Regions from separate parts of the Homo sapiens genome. Here region 1 is linked to region 2. Evidence: chromatin contacts called from ENCODE Hi-C data. All regions are on one chromosome and are shown on one strand. Each heading gives the region's core, a stretch centred on a gene start or an enhancer-like site at or near the end of the contact. The rest is flanking DNA. Distances are from core to core; before and after follow the strand shown. Region 1 holds the start of LRPPRC (leucine rich pentatricopeptide repeat containing). Region 2 holds the start of ATL2 (atlastin GTPase 2).

Region 1 (6,383 bases), core at 3,036-5,535, 5.6 Mb after region 2:
GAAAATGAAGAGCAAGACCACATATTACAAAGTAAAAGGATATACTTCTTGGTGCTACAATTTTGAAAACAGATTACTAATGTCTAATAATTTCACTCACTAATACTCATTTGTCCTCAAATAGGACATTCCTGGAAATCAAGCTCAGGGTGAATTTGTGTAGACACACTGCACTGCATGGGTGGGTTAAGCATCCCTTCAATCTCCTCCAGTTTACCATATTCCTTCTTCAATGTCTTAAGATTTTCATTGATTCACTCAACAAACATTTGACACCTACTATATGCCACAAAGTTAAACACCAGGGAAAGCAAAAGGAGTAAGACACAGTATCTGCCTTCAAGCAACTTACAGCCAGCTCCAGAGTGTTGGTGAGTGCACGTCATAGTGTTAATGGGTGCTTTAGTGATACACGGTCTAAGAGGAGGCACAAGAAAGGAGCCAGTCAAATGGGAGAGGCAGTCAAGTTAAGGTTCAACAGAGATGGGGGACACCTGACTAAGGGGGAAGGGGAGACACATTCCAAGAGTCAACATTACACTCAAAGGCAAGGAAATATACAACATGGCCCATCAAAGCCTTACAGATCCACAGACAAGCACTAGACCTACAAAATCAGAATCTGCAGTTTAACGAGAGCCCCAGGCAATCATGCTCACTAGAGTTTGAGAAGCCCTGCTGTAGAGCACTTCAAAGTAGTAGTCTGGTACGGCTAGAACGCAGGATGCCATGGGAGGGAACTCAGAAGAGTTGACGCTCCAGAGGCAACTCCAGCTCATAAAGCACCTGTGCTAAAGAGTCTGGATCTCCTTCTGGACCCAATGGGAGCCACCACAATGCTTAAGTGTAAGCAGGAAAATGACATGATCAAATTATCAGGGAGACTAGGGAATGATGAAGGGGCTGGAGGAAAAGGGATGCATTCCAAATGAAGCAGATCTAACAGGGCTTAATCATTTGTGCAATCAATAAATGGGGGGTGAAGGGAGTGAGAGATGAATGGGAAAACAAATATGTAGATATCCAGGATCTTTCTGGAAGGCAGGTAGAAACAGCAACATTCACGAAAATAGGGAACACAAGAGGAACAGATGAAAGAAGAAGGAGGGGTCCAATTTGAGCTGTGTTGGCTCTGAAGTACCTATAGTTCAAGCAGGTGGATGTGTAGTAGATGGTCCATATCTGGGAGAAACATCATCAGATAGGTAAGTAATGCCCTGAAAAATGGAAAAGGTCACAAAAGAGAATGAAAATGTTGAGAAAACACAGAAGGACCACGAGTAAAACTACCAAGAACATCAGCATTTAATAGGTGAACAGAAGCAAGAGGAATCAAGCAAATGAGACAAATCCTAAAGAGAAGAGAACCTAGAAAAATGGTGTCATCAATACCAAGAAAAGTGTCTCATGAAGGGGAAAATGGAAGACAGAGTAATATGCCAGGTCAAGGCCTAAAAAGTGGATTTGGTAATTAAAAGAGGTCCTTTCAAAAAGTTAAATAAACATACATCTTACACATACATAAGTCATTAGAAGGACAGCTATCAATGAATGGCTCTCTGGTTGACATAATTAAGGGTGATTTTTAGTTTATTGTTCCCACCACCCAGGTTTTGCAACTGTCCCTCGAGGCACCTTAAGGAATAATTTTTGCAACTGTTCTTCAAGGCACTTTTGAAATAATTTTTCAAAAATACAATAAAAAAATCAATAAGATAATAATGGCCTTTGACAGCGGTGTGACTGCAGTGGATAGGAAAGTGAATGAAAAGTGATGAAATTAAAGGGACAGAGAAGTATGGACAGGGAAGAGACTGAGAAACTTCTAGAGTAAACAGAGTTCCAGGAAAGGTTCTGTGTTTCACGTGGGCAAGATCTGGGCATGCTTACAGGATGTCGGGTAGGAGACTATATACAGTGCTCAGAGTCCAGGAAAAAGAGGGAACAATCACTTCTTTATTGCCTGCTGTCACCTGAACACACAGTGGTGAACAAGACAAAGTCCTGCTCTCATATAGCTTACCTTCTACTAAAGAAAAAAAAAAAAACCAGAGAAATAAGTAATGATATCAGACAAGTGAGGTGTGCCACGAATAAATCTACAGTGGGACCGGCATGTTTTGGATTGAGTGTTGAGGTAAGGCTTCCCTGAAGAGACATTTGAGATCTGAATGATAAGAAAGCAACTTTACAAAGATAAGGGGGAAAGGCCTTTACAGATAATGAAACTGAGGAACAGACAGGTTAGTAAGATGGCTGAGATTACGCAGTAAGTAAACAGAACCCAGGTCTGATGAACACCGAGACCACCCTTTCTACTAAACTATGTTCTCTCTTTATTCAGTTCTCCTCAAATGCAACAGTGAAGATAAAAGAAAATGTGGACCTTCCCCTGGCCTCACAGAAATGCTGAGGATTAGAAAAATAAGAGTAATGGGCACAACTTTCTCAAAAGAAACTCTGAAAGCCAAGAGATGTATATAGTTCTGTGCTCAGAGGCATGATTTCGGAAAGTTAACTGTTCAAGCCCAATAAGAAAATATAGGCAGACTCCAAATTACAAGTACGCTCCATTCCAAAGATTATAACTAAGTTGTTAAGAAATCATAAATTATTTCCTCCACGTAATTTTATGGCGAGATTAGGTGTTCAGGCTGGTCCATGAAGGTCCGCATAACCGTAGATATTATGACTCCTGTAGTAACCAACAAAGCACTTACTAGGCATCAGGCCCTATACTAAGTGCTTAATACAGATAATTCTGCAATATTCCTAACACTACTACTACTCCCACCTTATAGCTAAGGAAGCTGAGGCCTGGAGATGTTAAGTAACTTCTCTAATGGCATAATGCAGATAATTTGAGGATAAAATGCAGATAAATCTGGAGTAGGCTGCAGTCTGGGCCCAGCCTACTGCAGATCCCTGGCTCTCAGTCCTTACGCGAGCTCTCAAAGTACCTTAATTTACAAGCATCAGTCTTTCAAAATCATTTTTTCTCCAATGCTAAAAGCTCAGCACCTATCTCCCCTTCTCTGGTGGTCAGAATACTATTAATAACCAAATGAACACTTTCACCAACTTTTCTTTTCCCCTCCACTACAAAAGTCTATACCAAACCTATCTCTGATAAACCTCAAACCATGAGAGCATTTATTCGCCTATCTGACACCCACTTAGAGTTTAACTTGCCTTTGCATCCCCAGATTCCAACAGAGTGCCTTGCATGTGCTCATTCATTCAAAGACACTTACAGGACGGGAGCGGTGGCTCACACCTGTAATCCCAGCACTTTGGGAGGCCGAGGCAGGAGGATCGCTTGAAGTCAGGAGTTCGAGACTAGCGTGGCCAACATGGTGAAACCCAGTCTCTACTAAAAGTACAAAAGTTAGCCTGGCATGGTGGCGCACACCTGTAATCCCAGCTACTCGGGAGGCTGAGGCAGGAGAATCGCTTGAACCCGGGAAGCGGAAGTTGCAGTGAGCTGAGATCGCGCCACTGCACTCCAGCCCAACTCGCGCAACACCTTCTTAAATGCTGAAGGAAAACTCCATTCAAGAGAACGCAGGCAAAAGCCCAAAGTGATCATAATCCAGCGTCCAGCTTTAAGTCATCCGTGGCTCACCCAAACTCCCAACCCACTCCTCGCCGCCCCATCCCTCGCAAAAAGCTAAATTTCCAATATCTAAATGCTAGGTGGTTACTGATCACCAACGGTGACCGCACGTGGGACACCACCCAAGCTGGCCAAGTGTAAGGAAAAGACCACCACCCGACTTCCCAAAGCAGTCTTCAAAGCCCCCCTCATCTTCGTTGACCATGGGTACCCCGAGGGCAGTAAGGTCCAGGCTGAAGTGGCGGGGGCAGGATTCAAGCCGGAGGCAGGCCATGCCCACAGCCGTGACCTTCTGAAGGCGCTTAACCCTGTCACCCGAAAACCCCTGGTAGGGAGCGTGGTGCGGAGCCCGGGGAGGCTAGGTCCTGGGGCGGGGAGAAGGGTGGCGAGCACAGGCAGGACCCGGTCCCTGCCGGCACCCACGACCCCGGGGGACCCTGGCGCCGCAGCTTGCCTGGAGAAAGGGCCTGGGCACTCACCCGGCCACGGGCCCGGCGCGAGCGGCGGGCAGATAGGAGGCGGCATGCAGCCGGCCCGGGCCGCCAGGGAGGAGGCGCAGGGAGAGCGGGAGGCGCGGGGCCGCCCCGGCACGCAGCAACCAACGCGCGGATCTCAGCAGGGCTGCCATTGCTCGAACGTCCCCGCAGCGGGAAGCACGCTCCGCCAGAAGGACAGGAGGAGCATGTGACCGCAGGGTAGCCTGGCGCGGCAGAGACCAACTGCCGGGCGTGCCAAATGTGGGGGGAGCGACGGATTGTTTTAGGTTGGAAGATGGAAAACCGCACTTCTCCGAGGACAGAAGACCCAATGTAATATTTACATAAACGATGTTGCTTGATTCATTATCGAAGCTTTTCTTTTCCGTCTTCCGTCTCCGATCTGGGCATCGTGTTCATTCGCTGCACCCCTGCACTCCTCTGTTGGTAGAGCCGCAAGAGGTCAACTCCTCCCAGGTTGGCGCAGAGGCTTGTGGGAGGCCAACTAGTAAAAATACCGAGAACTCTCGAGGAGAGCCGACTATGAAGATCCCAGGACGTGGGAAGGTTTCCCCCGCCCCCGAGTGCAGATGTTGCTGCTAACGTTCAGCCCTGACGCCATGTCCAATAGGAACGGCCCTTCACTCTCAGAAACGCGGGCCGGAGAAACCGTGGAGGTCTTTTGCACCTTGCCGTTTGCCTCCCAGGTTCAACATGATAGGATGTGGATTATCAGGGCCTGGGAACAGTGTAAAGGAACGCGCAGGTCCCCACCCTAAGCGCGTACGCGGGGCCTCGCTTTAGAAAATAAATGAATTCTACCAAAAATCCTATAGTTTTAAAGCTGGAATTGAACTGACTCTCTTCCCCAACCCTCCACCCCTACCGCGCCTCTCCCTTCAGTAAATGCACATATACATGTGAGAAGTAAAAGAACAATGTAATTAAGAGTCTCCAGCCAAATATGGGGAGAAAACTGGCAAGTTAAACCCATCGCTGGCGAAGTGGCTCACGCCTGTAATCCCATCACTTTGGAAGGCCGAGGCGGGTGGATCACCTGAGGTCAGGAGTTGGAGACCAGCCTGGCCAACATGGTGAAACCCCATCTGTACTAAAAATACAAAAAATTAGCCGGGCGTGGTGGCGGGCGCCTGTAATCTCAGCTACTCGGGAGGCTGAGGCAGGAGAATTGCTTGAACCCGAGAGGTGGAGGTTGCAGTGAGCCAAGATGGCGCCATTGCACTCCAGCCTGGGTGACACAGCGAGACTCTGTCTAAAACAAAACAAAAAAACCACGTCGCTGCCTTCACAGGGCTTACAGACTGGATCGGTTCCCTGTGCACACGTGGGAAGCTGAGAACAGCCTTCCACTCCCTCTACACCTGCCTGTCCCCTACCTATCACGAGGCAAACGCGGCGGGTATTTCCTCTGGAAGCCCTCCCACGGTCATTTCCGAAGTGACTGTTTATCCCACTGGACTCCTTATCAGTTAATCCCACGAACTCCTTATCAGTAGGGACTGTGATCTCTTATTGTAGGCCATACACCTACCCAGTGCCAGACACACAGTAGGTCTCATTAAATATGTGTTAAATTAATGTCTATTTTGAGATGACCTAGCTCACCTCTCCTTTGAGAGATGAGGGAACGAAGACACCCGCTCCAAGCCCCCAAAAGAAACAAGGTGAATTGATTGACTCTGGGTTATATTACTGAGCACTGGGAATACAAGTTATTCACCTATTCAACACGTATTTATTGAATACATATCCAGTGCCATACACTATTTGAAATCCTAGGAATACAGCAGAGAACAAAACAAACCAACCCTAGATTCTAATTAAGCTCTTTAAAGTTTAATTTGGGAAGACAAAAAGAACTGTGATGCAAAATACGCCAGGGTAAAGGGATTGAGGGTGTCATGGGGGGAGTTGCTTTTTTTTTTTTTTTCTCAAGACAGGGTCTTGCTCTGTCACCCAGGCTGGAGAGCAATGGCACGATCTTGGCTCACTGCAGCCTCGACGTCTGGGCTCAAGCGATCCTCCCACCTCAGCCTCCTGAGTAGCCGGGATTACAGGCCCAAGCCCTGGCTAATTTTTGTATTTTTAGTAGATACGGGTTTTTGCCGTGTTGCCCAGGCTGGTCTCAAACTCATGGCCTCAAGCAATCTGCCTGCCTCGTCTCCCAAAGTGCTGGGATTACAGACATGAGCCACGACGCCCGGAGAGTTGATATTTTAAATAGGAAAAACGTTGAACAGAAACCTGAAGGAAGGAAAGGAGGAAGCCAG
Region 2 (5,726 bases), core at 872-3,371:
GACACTTGACCCCAACTTGGTTTTTGAAGCTATTTCTCCAGGAAGCAGAGGGAGACAAAGAGTTTCTACACAGTCAAAAATAGATGAGTCCTTTTCATTCAGTCTGTTTCTTCTCACTTTAAACACAAATCCTACCAAGCTCATTTAGTTTTTAACTCATTAATGAGTGACTCGGAGCAAATTAGCAGGTACAGGGACTGTTTTAGGCAATCATTTGCTAGGAATGGCTATCAAGTGAAGGTCTTGCTGATCCGTCCTAAAAAACAAAGGACAAAAACCTATGAGTAGCAGACAAAAGCATTTATTAAATAATAAATGGTGGGCCCTATTTCAACAACAATCTGAAGAGTATCATCTCTTCTCAAGATACCACAGCACAACAACGTTCACAACCATAACTGAAGTATAAATTTATGTTTCTTCTAATAAGGTAAATACATAGAATATTTTGAAACTGCATCTAAAACTCTTACCTCAAAAAAAGGAAAGAAAGAAAGAGAAAGAAAGAAAAGAACACACACTTCTTCCCCTAGGGTCCAACCAAAAGAGCGAAATTAATCCATCCGCATTCCAAAACAATTAATTACTTAAGAAATCCAACCAGCACACATCTAAGGCGAAGCTGCTTCTTTGGTAGTTTTTTATTCTACAGAGTGCTACCACTGTACAAACAGTCAAGCGTTTTGGTTGGCAGACAATAATAAAATAAGCTTTATTTCCTTTTCTTCTTCCCTTAGCAAAACTCCAGTCTGTCATCACCTCTGACATGCGCCAAGAACTACCAGGAATGATGAAGTATATTTCAAATAAACTTTCCTATTAAAGTGAGTCCTTGTGGTTAACATCATACCAAAATGCTTTACATTTTATCCAGCAAAACCTTTACACACCGTAAAAAAAGAAATCTTAAGACACGAGCTCGTATCTGTATTTAATAATAAACTCTTATCTTGGCCGTACTTACCAAATCGTAGGCTTTTACTATTTATAAGCCTTTGAAAAAACTTTATGCCTTTCTTAAGTACCATCAAAATTTTCAATCAGGATTTCATGCGATCAATTCGCACCACAGTGAGAGATCAAACGCTAAACTCCTATAAATAGGGGTGTTATGAGTGAGAGGGATACACTGCGCTGCCAACGCAACTGCGTCTTCGAGGGGGCAGGGGCGCTCCTGGTACACGTACAGTAGGAGCTCACATTCAGCAAAACCAGGGAGCCAAGGATCAGGTGACTTCACACTACAGACACTTTCAGAGTGATCAGGCCTTACTATCGTCCAAGTGACTCGTAAACGGCTCATAACCCCAGTTTGACACGAAAATCTAGACTTGCACCCTAGCCACGCACAACCCGCGCGAATGGGTTCGGGAGCCGAGGAGCCCCGAAACGCGAGCCCGGGGACAGAGCCCTGGCCTGCGGACTGCGGTTCCCTCCAGGAAGGGTGTCTAAGGAGCTTTCGGACCCGGCAGCAAGGTGTCTGCTCCCCGCGCGACCTCCTCCTCCGCGGGGCCCATCATGCCCTGGCCACCCCTTCCTCCCTGTCCGCGTAAGGGACAGCGAACGCCCACCAGCTAACGGGTCGCCCCGCCGCGTCCGGAGCTCGCCGGACGGAGCGGAGCCGCAGCCGACCTCCCCGCGCCCCGGGCAGGCGGCCACGGCTCAAGGCCGCCCCCTAAGGTCGGGGCGGACACGGCGGCAGCCACGCGGCGGGCTGGCGGGCAGGGGGCCGGGCCGGTCGCAGACGCGCGCGCCACTGGTTCTCCCAGCAGCTACTGGAGCCGCGGCCCACGAGCCGCCCTTTCAGGCCGCGCGCTGCGGGAGCGCGGGGCGCGGCTGAGGCTAGGCCCGGCGGGCAGGCGCGGCGGCGGGAGGAGACCTGAACCAGCCGCGGACTCCGACCCCGCCGCCTGCGGCCGGTGCCCGCGAGCCCGAGCAGCGAGCGTCTCTCCCCATCAGGGCCCCGCGGCCTCTGCCTCGCTGGCCCGTACCTAGGGAGGTCGTGGACGAGACGTGGTTAACCGCGGCGCTTGGGTCGCTGGTCCGTCGCCGGCGCCACAGCCCCTGGTGCGGTTGCTGCCCTCGCGCTGCCTCGTCCCCCTCCGCCATCTTGTACCGATTTAAAATTAACTCCCCACTGACGTCAAACGCCGCCGCCGCTTTATCAACCTCCCGGGAGCCGGCGGGGTGGCCGGCGGGTCCTAGCGCCGCTCTCCGCCTGTATCTCCTCGCCCTCCGCCTGTATCTCCTCGCCCTCCGCCTGTATCTCCTCGCCCTCCCTCCGCCCCCGCCCCGCCCATCGCTCGCTCGCTCCGCCCTCGCCCTGCCCGCCTGCAGATCCGTCTCCCCGGCTCCAAGTTTCTGGTTGGACTGGGGCGGGGGTGTCCCTGCCGCCGCCGTCTCACACCCCCACCTCCCTGAGCTCAGCACCACACCCCCTTAGCGCTGGGCCAGGCTCTGCAAACGCAGAAGGGAGCTCCAGAGAACTAAGTCCCTCCCTCCCAATTCGCTTTACATCTCTAATCGTTGATTCGTGCGTCCTGCACGTGAGGTGGCTTTCGCACCCCTTCTCTCCTTTTCATCGCCCCCTCCTCATCACAGCCATTCCCCTCCTCTCTCCCCATCCACCCCCCAAGTTGTTGCCAGTGCCCTGCTTTTCCTCTTGATCTTTTCTTTCCTCACCCAAGTCCCTACTGTTGCTTCCCCTCCCCCCCACCATCCTAAGGTTTGTTTGCATTCGCTCCCCATCTACTTATGAGACCTTCCCCCATCTTCTCAACTGTGTATACCCTGGCCCTGTGCTCCTAGCACCTTGCAGAGGCATGCCAGAAAGCACTCTAATCGGAAAATGAATCGTGGCAGGTTCTTACCTAATTGTGATGAACCTTCTTCTGGGGATCCAGTGACATCCAGTAGAAAGTTCAGGTCACTTTTTAAATTACAAGTCAGCCCGTGGAGGCGTCTGTGAAACATGATCCCTTTGGATTTTTACCATACTGCCAGCTGCATTAGAAATTCCTCTTCTCCAGTAAAAACAGATGTCCGGGTGTACAAACAGCTGTTTTGTCCAGGTCTTTTCATAAGTCTAAAATTCACAGCATGCACAATCTCTAGAAAAGCACTGGTGTTATTAAAGCTTTCAAAATACCATTCTAGGTAGGGCATGGTGGCTCACGCCTCCCGGGTTCAAGCAATTCTCTGCCTCAGCCTCCGGAGTAGCTGGGATTACAGTCCCCCGCCACCACACCCTGCTAATTTTTGTATTTTTATAGACACGGGATTTCACCATCTTGGCCAGGCTGGTCTTGAGCTACTGACCTCGTGATCCACCCGCCTCAGCCTCCCAAAGTGCTGGGATTACAGGCGTGAGCCACTGCGCCCGGCCCATCCAAATATATTTCAACAGAATATGGAGTTTGTCATCATTGTCACATAAATCTAGGAGAATAACTATATACGTGTTCTTGGCAATATTCTTTGAGTTACTAAGATTCTAGTTCTGGGACTTGAACCACCTCCACAATCTAAAGTACAGTTACCCTTCCCCCTCGTTCATATTGATGGCAGGATCTTTATCAACTTGTTAAGTGATATTCCTCTTACGTCCTTGTGATATATGATTTGGAGAGCTCACTTTGTCAAGACATTTTCTGTTTTATCATTGGCCTGAAAAACGTAGTATTGAAAAGGAAGAAAAAGAAGAAGCAGAAGCAGAAGAAGGAGGAGGAGGAGGAGAAGAAGGGCAAAAAAATCTTCACGAGGATTGTTCTACAAAGATTTATTTACTGTCATTTACTCACTAAAAAACATTTGCTTAGGCACATAGAAAAAAGAAACCATTTACAAACAGCACAGCATAGGCCATTTGCTAAATTAAGGTTGATACAGTCAGTGACAACAAAAAGCTACCTGAATCCTTACCAAAGTGCAGTGTTCACCTAAGCCAAATCACCCTCTATGCTTAGTATAGGCAGTCCTTTGGAAGATATTGAATATCTTACATGTAATAAAAGACCTTATGGTTTCCCTCACTGTGCCTTCGATTTTAAGGACTTCAATTCTATCTACTAATCTAGGCTGCTACCCCATGTGTTTCGTGTTTTGCTTTGCTTTTCTCTTTTCTTTTCTTTTTTTTTTCCTTGCCTATGTTCTTCTCTTTTTGGTGTTCTGCCTATCTTGGCTCCCAAACCCACTCTCTCCCCCATCTGTGGTTACTATGCCTGAATCAAGAGAGGTCAAACGCTTATTTAAAAAAAAAAAAAAAAGGCTGGGTGTGGTGGCTCATGCCTGTAATCCCAGCACTTTGGGAGGCCGAGGTGGGGCGATCACCTGAGGTCAGCAGTTCAAGACTAGCCTGGCCAACATGGTGAAACCCCATCTCCACAAAAATACCAAAATTAACTTGGCATGATGGCGGGTGCCTGTAATCCCAGCTACTCGGGAGGCTGAGGTGGGAGAATCACTTGAACCTGGGAGGTGGAGGTTGCCGTGAGCTGAGATCGTGCCATTGCACTCCAGCCTGGATGACAGCGTGAGACTCCATCTCAAAAAAAAAAAAAAATAGGCTGACCCTGGGTACACTGCCTGTGAGTTAGCCCTACTCCGCAAGGAGCAATACCATTCAAAAAAGACTGCTGCTTAACACCACCAGCTCAAAAAAAAAAAGAATTAATTAATTAATTTTTTGCTGTCCGGAAAAAAGTCAGTGATTCCTAAGGAAAATTTTTCCTTGCCACCTCTCAGGGAGACATTCCGTCTTATAACTCTTCTATGGGAAAGCACGGGGTACTGAGAATATGAGAACTGACAAGAACTTGCCCTACAATCATTTTAACCTTCATGGAGATGGTGTAAGATAGAAGGAATGGGCCAGGCGCGGTGGCTCATGCCTATAGTCCCAGCACTTTGGGAGGCCAAGGTGGGTGGATCCCTTGAGCTAAGGAGTTTGACACCAACCTGGGCAACATAATGAGAGCCTGTCTCTACAAAAAATACGAAAATTAGCCAGGCACGCACCTGTAGTCCCAGCTATGGAGGAGGCCAAAGTGGGAGGATTGCTTGAGCCCATGAGGTCGAGGCTGCAGTGAGCCAAGATCACACCACTGCACTCCAGCCTGGGTGGCAAAAAAAGAAAAAAGATAAAAGGAAAGTTCCTCCCTGTGAGAGGTAGAGATTTAGATATCCATTAGTGGAAACCACTCACTTGCCTGGGGTGATATCAGATGGACGGGGCAAGGTTAGAGTAGAGAGAAGCCAAAGACAAATATAAAGCAGTGTTGTCAATAGAAAAGGTGTTGGATATTGCTGAGGCTGAAATGAGATAAACTACACTCTCCGAGAATGAAAAAGGCTGTCTTTGTTGTGGGCAAACTGCATCTCTGCAGACCTTGTTATCTTTTCAGTGATGCGTTTCCTGAAAGTTTTGTTTAAGCTACACCATGCTTGCAAACTGTTGCTCCTTTTCTTGTGCAAGAATGGTTGACAGAAATGAAGAAGTTGTTTCTCTGAGACTATGTGAAATTCTGGACGCAGGCAGAGCTGCTTCAGGGCCAGGTTACAAAAAGCAGAACAGGGCTAGGAAATTTTCCTCACAGACCTGAAGCACTGGAGGTACTACAGAGCAACGAGCTTGACTCAGTCGCCAATATTCTCATGATGGACTCTGTAGGCTCCGTTCGTTGACCTGAGGGGTACAGACCATTGATTTGTCCCAGAAGTTGTACAGT

The links. A loop is a pair of places that touch in the nucleus more often than their neighbours do. Pooled maps may share reads with other maps.
Region 1: a map of CD8-positive, alpha-beta T cell shows a loop between it and region 2 (12-fold over the local background). The contact joins the promoter of LRPPRC here to the promoter of ATL2 in region 2. A Hi-C loop is called at or near these places in 2 of 168 maps with a recorded cell type or tissue (CD8-positive, alpha-beta T cell and naive thymus-derived CD4-positive, alpha-beta T cell) and 6 of 50 pooled maps.

Annotation. Positions count from the first base shown.
Region 1 is chr2:43,991,704-43,998,086 of GRCh38, forward strand. It overlaps LRPPRC (leucine rich pentatricopeptide repeat containing), which reads right to left and starts at 4,286. Exons shown (of 38, transcript NM_133259.4): 1 at 4,096-4,286. The coding sequence starts at 4,244. RefSeq lists enhancers at 3,837-4,488, 4,284-4,563 and a silencer at 3,864-4,183.
Region 2 is chr2:38,375,152-38,380,877 of GRCh38, forward strand. ATL2 (atlastin GTPase 2) reads right to left here and starts at 2,122. Exons shown (of 13, transcript NM_001135673.4): 1 at 1,992-2,122. The coding sequence starts at 2,109. RefSeq lists enhancers at 1,214-1,715, 1,716-2,215, 2,042-2,291 and silencers at 1,542-2,041, 2,262-2,421, 2,492-2,541.